2 separate regions of the Homo sapiens genome follow, and region 2 is linked to region 1. Evidence: read pairs that join two places in POLR2A ChIA-PET (ENCODE). Cell type or tissue: PC-9. All regions are shown on one strand. Each heading gives the region's core, and the rest is flanking DNA. Links, peaks and the distances in the headings are about the cores only. Region 1 has its middle 58 kb from the start of AEBP2. Region 2 has its middle 270 kb from the start of AEBP2.

What was found. Peaks named below come from ENCODE experiments on the same cell type or tissue, not always from the same donor. Only the 100,000 strongest peaks of a DNase experiment are listed, where the experiment ranks them.
Region 2: POLR2A ChIA-PET joins it to region 1 with 5 read pairs; 2 of 35 experiments call an interaction of 5 or more read pairs at or near these places.

The regions. Positions count from the first base shown.
Region 1 is chr12:19,379,599-19,383,991 of GRCh38, forward strand. No RefSeq gene overlaps it. Among named protein-coding and RNA genes, the nearest start is that of AEBP2, 58 kb to the right of the region's middle. RefSeq lists enhancers at 2,463-2,712, 2,743-2,792. In PC-9, for the core only: no CTCF peak of the experiment used is centred there; a DNase peak (open chromatin) is centred at 2,603; H3K27ac peaks cover 1,208 bases.
Region 2 is chr12:19,708,316-19,712,708 of GRCh38, forward strand. No RefSeq gene overlaps it. Among named protein-coding and RNA genes, the nearest start is that of AEBP2, 270 kb to the left of the region's middle. In PC-9, for the core only: no CTCF peak of the experiment used is centred there; no DNase peak of the experiment used is centred there.

The DNA of each region.
Region 1 (4,393 bases), core at 173-4,172:
CATAAATTCAAATAGAAGAAAAGGGCCAAGTGCGGTGGCTCACGCCTGTAATCCTAGCACTTTGAGAGGCCAAGGTGGGCGGATCACTTGAGGTCAGGAGTTCGAGACCAGCCTGGCCAACATGATGAAACCTCGTCTGTACTAAAACTGCAAAATTTAGGCAGGCATGGTTGGGGGTGCCTGTAATCCTAGCTACTCAGGAGGCTGCAGCAGGAGAATTGCTTGAACCCGGGAGGCGGAGGTTGCAGTGAACCAGGATCATATCACTGCACTCCAGCCTGGGCAATACAGCAAAACTCAGCCTCAAAAAAAAAAAAAAAACAGAAGAAAAGGATGCAAGTTCTGACATACTGTCAGTACTGCCTGTTTTTTTGTTTTTTTTCTGAGATGAAGTTTTGCTCTGTCCCCCAGGCTGGAGTGCAATGGCAAAATCCCAGCTTACTGCAACCTCTGCCTCCAGGGTTCAAGCGACTCCCCTGTCTCAGCCTCCTGAGTAGCTGGTATTACAGGTGCCTGCCCACCGTGCCCAGCTAATTTTTGTATTTTCAGTAGAGATGGGGTTTCATCGTGTCGGCCAGGCTGTTCTCGAACTCCTGACCTCAAGTGATCCGCTTGCCTCGGCCTCCCAAAGTGCTGAAATTACAGGCATCAGCCACCGTGCCTGGCCCAATACTGACTTTTTAAATAAATTGTTACATCAGTCTTTATTTTATTTTATTTTATTTTGAGACAGAGTTTCACTGTTGTTGCCCAGGCTGGAGTGCAATGGTGCAGTCTCAACTCACTGCAACCTCTGCCTCCTGGGTTTAAGTGATTCTCCCGCCTCAGCCTCCTGAGTAGCTGAGAGTACAGGCACCCGCCACCACTCCTGGCTAATTTTTTTGTATTGTTAGTAGAAATGGGCTTTCACTGTGTTGTCCAGGCTGGTCTTGAACTCCTGACCTCAGGTGATCTGCCCACCTCAGCCTCCCAAAGTGCTGGGATTACAGGCATGAGCCACCATACCCAGCCCTATACCTTTTTTAATAGGGGTTTTACATCATTCCTTTTTCTTCTTGAACTTTTATTTTTACTTTATTTCTCTTATACTTTGTCGCAATAAATTATGATATGTTAAATTTAATGACTTTAGTTATTTCTAATTCCATCCATCCATTTCTGTGAAATCTTGTTCCTTGGACATTACAGTCATTCACTTCTCACCACCCTGGAGGATTTTACACCCTGAGGTAAGTATGTTTCAGAGAAGTAAGTTTTTCATGTGTAAAGAAGAACTCATGTGAGGCCGGACCCCATTCACTTCTCACCACCCTGGAGGATTTTACACCCTGAGGTAAGTATGATTCAGAGAAGGAAGGTTTTCATGTGTAAAGAAGAGCTCATGTGGGGCCGGACCAGGTGGCTCATGCTGGTAATCCCAGCACTTTAGGAGGCTGAGGCAGGTGGATCACCTGATGTCAGGAGTTCGAGACCAGCCTGACTAACATGGTAAAACCCCACCTCTACTGAAAATACAAAATTAGCCGGGCGTGGTGGCACATGCCTGTAATCCCAGCTACTCGGGAGGCTGAGGCAGGAGAATCACTTGAACCTGGGAGGTGGAGGTTGCGGTGAGCCGAGATAATGCCATTGCACTTCAGCTCCGTCTCAAAAAAAAAAAAAAAAAAAAACTCATCACAGGACCTCTGGAGCCTTGGGGCAGGAAATCAGAGAGAAGGTAACTAGAGACTGAGTTCAAGAAAATTATGAAAATTCTTCTCGCTCACAAACCCTTGAGATGTTTCTGTGTACTGATTTGAAGAAAGCTGTCCCAGACTATTTGGCCTCTAAAATATTTGTAAGTTTATTGATTTGTGCATACTTCTCACTTTACCCACAACAAGGTTTTGTTTTGTTTTGTTTTTTGAGACGGTTTTGTTCTGTCACCCAGTCTGGAGTGCAGTGGCACCATATTGGCTCACTGCAACCTTTGACTCCCAGGCCCAAGCGATCCTCTTACCTCAGCCTTCCGAGTAGCCGGGACTACAGGCACACGTCACCACAGCTAATTTTCGTACTTCTTGTAGAGATGGGTTTCACCATGTTGCCCAGGCAGGTCTCAAACTCCTGAGCTCAAGCAGCTTCTCACCTCAGCCTCCCAAAGTGCTGGGATTACAGGCATGAGCCACTGTGCCTGGCCCAAAACAGTTTTATATAGATTTAGCATATGGCAGAGAGACTCACTTTTGAGCAACTGTATGAATGTGTAAGGAATAAACTGATTCACTTAATGCAGGAACAAATGATTTTTTTGTTATGCTAAAGTAATTTGGGAGGAGTTTTCCCAGAACTGTTTCTGAAAAATGGATCAAATGCTTCATGGATAGGTTGAAAATAAATGTTTAAAGTGTATGATTGGTATTTTAAAAGCAGAAATTTTAAATGTTTTATTTAGTTTTAAAATTATTTACAGTGAAAAGTCAACCGAAAACAAAGTAAAAGGCTGGGTGAAAGGCATGGAGAAAATATGGCAGGACTAGTTTATGTAATTCAAGCCTGAGACAACACATTTAAGAACAGGAGATAGAACCCCCAGCTATGTCCCGGCGCTCAGTGACTCACCAGCTTACTGGAAAGTCCCTCGAGTCCTCTATTAACTAGATTCAGAAAAGCCTACCCAATCTCTTTGAGTGAAAGCTCACTCATTCCAGCCCTTCCCTAGAAGGAGCTTCACCTTCATTCTTCTGGTGTAGGAAACAGTATAGGCGATTATTCTAGCTTGGCAGGAGGGACCCTCCACCAACTCTGTTGCCAGGAAGCCTGAGTTCCTCCAGAACACCCTGTTGCTGCTATGGGGCCTCATTGTATATTGGGGAGGAGCACAGAGGCTGGTGCTAGGCTACCTGAGTTGGAACTGAGCTCTGCCACTTTTACTGTGTGTTCTCAGGCCAAGGTATTCATCCTTCCTAAACCTAAGTTTTTCCACGAAATTGGTCCGTGTCTTAGTTTGTTTTCTGTTGCTTATAACAGAACACCTAAAATGGTATCTTATAAAGAAAAGGAATATATTTTTTACAGTTCTGGAGACTGAGAAGTCCAAGGTCAAGAGGCCGTGTCTGGCGAGGGCTTTGTTGCTGGTGGGTATGCTACAGAGTCCCAGGGAGGCTCAGGGCATCACACACAATGAGAGGCAGAGCGTGTCACCATGCTGACAAGCTAGCTCAGGCCTGTCTTCCACGTACAAAGCTGACAGTTCTCCAGTGATAACCCATTCATTCATCAACCCACGAATAAATGAATCCCTGGCCTCGAGATGCAGTCATCTCTCTCAAAGGCCCCTGCCACATTGAGAATTAAATTTCGACATGAGTTTTGGAGTGGACTGATACTCAAACCATAACAGCCTACTAAGAGTTATTACACTATATGGTTGTAAAGACTAAATATGTTAACACATCAGGTGTAGAATAGTGCCTAGCAGCATATAAATACTTGCTACCATTAGCTGTTATTCACTAAGGCTAACCTCATCTAACTGTAACTGTTTCTAAGTTTACCAGAGCACTGTTGTTAATCATCTTAGTTAATCAGCATTTAATTTTTATTCATTTATTTATTTATTTATTTAGAGACGGAGTCTTGCTCTGTCACCCAGGCTGGACTGCAGTGGCACAATCTCAGCTCACTGCAAGCTCCACCTCCCGGGTTCACGCCATTCTCCTGCCTCAGCCTCCCAAGTAGCTGGGACTATAGGCGCCCGCCACCACGCCCGGCTAATTTTTTTGTATTTTTAGTAGTGACGGGGTTTCACCATGTTAGCCAGGATGGTCTCGGATCTCCTGACCTCGTGATCCACCTGCCTTGGCCTCCCAAAGTGCTGGGATTACAGGCAGGAGCCACCGCGCCCAGCTGTTAATCAGCATTTTAAAACTGAGTCACATGCCAGGAGCCGTGGCTCACGCCTGTAATCGCAGCACTTTGGGAGGCTGAGGCGGGCAGATCACCTGAGGTCAGGAGTTCGAGACCAGCCTGACCAACATGGCAAAACCCCATTTCTACTAAAAATACAAAATTAGTTGGGCATGGTGGTGGGCACCTGTATTCCCAGCTACTTGGGAGTCTGAGGCAGGAGAATTGCTTGAACCCGGGAGGCGGAGGTTGTGGTGAGCCGAGATCGCGCCATTGCACTCCAGCCTGGGCAACAAGAGCAAAACTCCGTCTCAAAAGACAAACAAAACTGGTCACAATTTAGAATGCATCAGACTCACCAGAAGGGCCTTTTAAAACTTTGCTATTGCTGGGCCTCGTCCCTAAAATAACTTATTCAGTCAGTCTGGAGGGAGATCCAAGAATTTGCTTTCTAATAAATTCCCAGGTAATACTAATGCTGATAGTCCAACATCACTTTGAGGTC
Region 2 (4,393 bases), core at 316-4,315, 330 kb after region 1:
TTATTTGGGTTGTCGTTTTGTTGTTGAGTCGTAGACATTCTTTGGATATTAAACCTTTGGCAGATATTTCATTTGCAAATACTTTCTCTCATTCTGTGAATTGTCCTTTTGCTCTCTTGATAATGTGCTTTGATGCACAAATGTTTTTAATTTTAATCAAGTTTAATTTATCTATTTTTCTTTTGTTATGCTTTTGGGTCCATATTTAAGAAACCATTGCCAAATCCAAGGTTATGAATGTTTACCTCTATGTTTTCTTTTAAGGTTTTTAAAGTTTTAGCTCTTAAACTTAAGTATTTGATCCATTTTGAGTTAATTTTTGTATATGGTGTAGGGGATCTACTTTATTCTTTTGCATGAGGCTTTCCAGTTGTTCCAACGCCACTTCTTGAGGACACAAATTTTGCCCCATTGAATGGACTTGGCACCATTGCCAAAAATCAATAGGCTAGAAGTGGGTTTATTTCTGGACCCCATTGATCTGTATATCTGTCTTGTACTACATTGTCCTGATTACTTTATCTTTGTAGTAAGTTTTGAAATTAAGAAGTGTAAGTCCTCTTTGTTTCACATTTGGATTTTTTTCCCCCACCGATTTAAGAAAATAGTGCGGTAATACCAATTAATGTGAGATCTGCTCTCTTAAATTTTTAAGTGTACAAAACAATATTGTTAATTTTAGGCACAATGTTGTAGATCTCTAGAGCTTATTCGTTTTGCATAACTGAAACTTTGTACCCATTGAATGTCAACTCTGCACACTTACCTTTTTTTTTTTTTTGAAACAGAGTCTCAGTCTGTCACTCAGGCTGGAGTGCAGTGGTGCAATCATAGCTCACTGCAGCCTCAACGGGATCCTCCTGCCTTGGTCTCCTGAGTAGCCAGGACTATGCGCATGCACCACCATGCCCAGCTAAGTTTTATTTTTCAATTTTTTGTATAGATAGGGTCTCACTATGTTGCCCAGGCTGGTTGCAAACTCCTGTTCTCAAGCAATCCTCCCACCTTGGTCTTTCAAAGCATTGGGATTACAGATGTGATCTACTGCACCTGGCCACACTTAGCTTTTAATTGGTGATTTATAACCATCAGCTTTTCATTGCCTTTTTTCTCCAGAGCCTCAATTGTCCCCAGCAATTGCCATCTAATTATATTTTTCTTAGAATTTCTGTTATCCTCAAATTCTCAAAGTCCCAATACATTTCTTTCTATTGGTTTATCATCCTAGTTTAGCACTGGTGCAAGTGACAATTGTATTGTCCACTTTGATACAGCTTTCTTAGAATCCAGTTTCATACATATTCTTTTGACTTCTTCTAGTATGTGTTGGGTAGGTGAGAGGTGTATGGTGGACCTAGAATTATCAGGAATCCACCACCAGTGATGAGGTTTTCATTGCCAGCCAGACGATATTTAAACCCCCATATTCCATCATAGCATCTGCTTTTCTGGAATACTACTGCTACCAACTGAGGCAGACTCTGGAATAGAGATTAGTATGTGGGAGACTTATTAGGGAGTACTTTCAGGGCTAACAACTTTTCTGGAAGGATAGGAAAAAGGACTGGGCAGAAGGAGAAATTAGGCTGTGATTCGGTCTTCACATAGCCTCAGCCAACTTTACAGGGGCTCAGAAGGTGGGATGGCTTTTCAAAGTTGTCCTAAATTGTGATGAAGGGACCATTAGTCTTGTGCACTGACCAGTCATTTTATGGGGCTGTGTTCATGGGCGATGCAGCTATCTTCAGCTGAGGGTAGTTCTTGGAGAGCTGAGGGCTCTCTGCCAGCAGCACTTCTAGCTGCTGGGGAATGTAAACCTTTCAGTCCTGAAGTGGGGATCTGGGTAGCCACCACAGAACCCACTTAATACTTATCCACTAACAAATGTAATTTCAATGATAAGTCTGAGACAGTTACAGACTTTTGCATAATTTTTTCTTATTGATATGAAAGAGGGAGCTAGAGAGGAGGAAGGCGTTAGGCATCGAAGGGAGTATAGGACATCTAACGGGATTGCAGAGAAAGGTAAAGCTGCTGAGAAAGAAGAAACACTTCTCTGATTCCATGAAATGCATCTAGGAATTCAACTGTGAAGAAATGGAGGCAGAAGGCTGTATTATTATTATTACTATTTGTGCTTTGTCCTTCAGGCGCTTAGCAGAGATCTTGTCTAACTTCCAACATAGTGTGACATGGCATGGTTTGTGGAGATTTTTTTAACCTAATTAAAATAACTCTAATTTCAGAAGATTCTTCTTTGAGTTGTCATTTTTTTGGAGTTCACTAATAGTAGCATTTATTTATTGGTGCTGCATGTTTGGTTCACCAGGAAGCATACTCTGAGATGCTGTTAATGTTTCAGGTTGTGCATGAAGGAGTACTCTTAGGATCAAACCTTGGAAGAGAGGTAGAAGCAGCAGGGTTGGCATGGAGAGGGGTCTAGCTGTGATGTAGACCCAGCCCAGCAGTCTTAGCTGATTCCATGGGGAGCTCTGGAGCTAAAAAGGCCTGGCAGGGATGTCTTGCATTGGGCCAACATTTCCAGTCCTTTTAACCCTAATCAGTCATTTGACTGTGGGCTGCCCCTAGAAGGATATGACTTTTAGGGGAGACGGTTCTCTATGGCTGAGACTGAGACAGCCCCAGAAGGGGCTGACAGCAAAAGCTGCACACTCCACAGCTGTGGCCATAGATCTTCCTAGTGACTCTCTCAATGTCACATGGCTCAGAAGTGGTAAGGAATCTAGGATTTCTGACGCCTACTTAAGAGAGTTTCTGTCTTTTACGTGCTGCCTCTCAGCTCATGTGACTACCCAGTGGGACAAGCACCAAGCTTGCCAGTACGTTCTCCAGGACTTGTTCTTGGCAGCAGTGGCTGAGCTATGTGGACTTTATGTGAAAGTAATATTTTTGAAAAACCTCAGGTGGCCTAGGTTTAGCGGAGTAAGTTCCAGGATTGGCTGAGGCAAAGAATTTCTGGCATGGAGTCATTGCTAATTCACTAAGTTCTCTCAGACAATTTATTATAAATCTGAAGGCACGCTGAACTGGCCAGCTTGCTTCCCATTTTTGTTCATTTCCAGGGTGAATACTAAGTTTGGCATCTCACTGGCTCTCTTTGCTGCCTGAGTATGTCAGTCTTGATCTAAAAATAGCCTGAATCCTCCTAGGGTCAATGTGGGTTGACTAGGGTTCAATTTTTCTGGAACCCTGAGGAGGTTGGAGAGGAGGATGAAGGGAATCATGAAGAAGAGAAAGAAGAGATTTTATTTGCGGTAGACATGGATGGCTTTGAGTATTACAAAACAAGAGAAATTGCTTCAGGAAGGCTAGCTTAACATAGAAGAGGTTGTTCATTAACCTTTAAGAAAGCAAAGAATTGTTATGCAGCTGTGTAGGCACAGTAGGAGAGAGACAATGATTGATGGCTGAGGAGATGGCATGGAGGTAAAGCAAAACATGGTCCAGGAGTCAAAAGCTCTGGATTCTAGCTCTTACTCTGCTTCTTAACTAGAATGCACCTTTGGGTCAAAGTCTTCATCTCCCTTGGTTTTAGTATCTCCATGTTTAAAATGGGTCTGATTATGTCAAATTTGCCTTATTCCGTTGATTGTTACAGGGAATAAATGAAGCAATGGATGTAAGTGTGTGAAGTTCCATATAAAAAAGAATGAATTTCTTAGGCCCTTTCATACAAATTCCAGGACTTTGGGCAATTTTTGGGACTCTGTGATACATACAAAACGGATAGTAGAGTTTGGAAGATCATATATCCTGGAGGTTCTAATTATCTTGGTAATGGTAGGAGTCTTGACTTAGCTACTACTTTGGAAGTCCTCTTGATGTTGAGAATTCACTGGGCCCTTATAGGCGGCTTCTGTCTGTCTCGACTCTTAGACAAAATGAAGTTCGTTTGAAGCAACTGAAAGTTCAGGAAATGAGTCAGGATGACTAAGAGTTGCTAGTGGTGCAACATGATGTGGATCCAACAAAAATATATTGTTGGTGTAGAAATTTGTTAAGGTTTGAGGACTAACTCACATTTTGTGAGAACTGAATCAAGTAAAATGATATTTTGAATTAAAATTCTCTACAAATTCCTGATGAAGACTCATGTATGAGGAGACCGTAATATTTAATGGAAGAGATCAGAAACAGGACTCATCTGGTCTATTGTAGTAGTCTTCCAACTCATTTTACTATGTCTAGTTTTTCCTGTTTCAGTTATTCTATATATTCTTAAAAGAGTTAACTTTCTAAATCAGTTTGTGCCATTTTCCCTGCTTACCTCTGTTGCCTTTAGACTAAGGTCTCAGCCTTGCATATACCAGAATCTAGGGCAGGGATCTTGTCTGCTGTGTTCACTGCTGTGGCTGCATTATCTAGCATGATT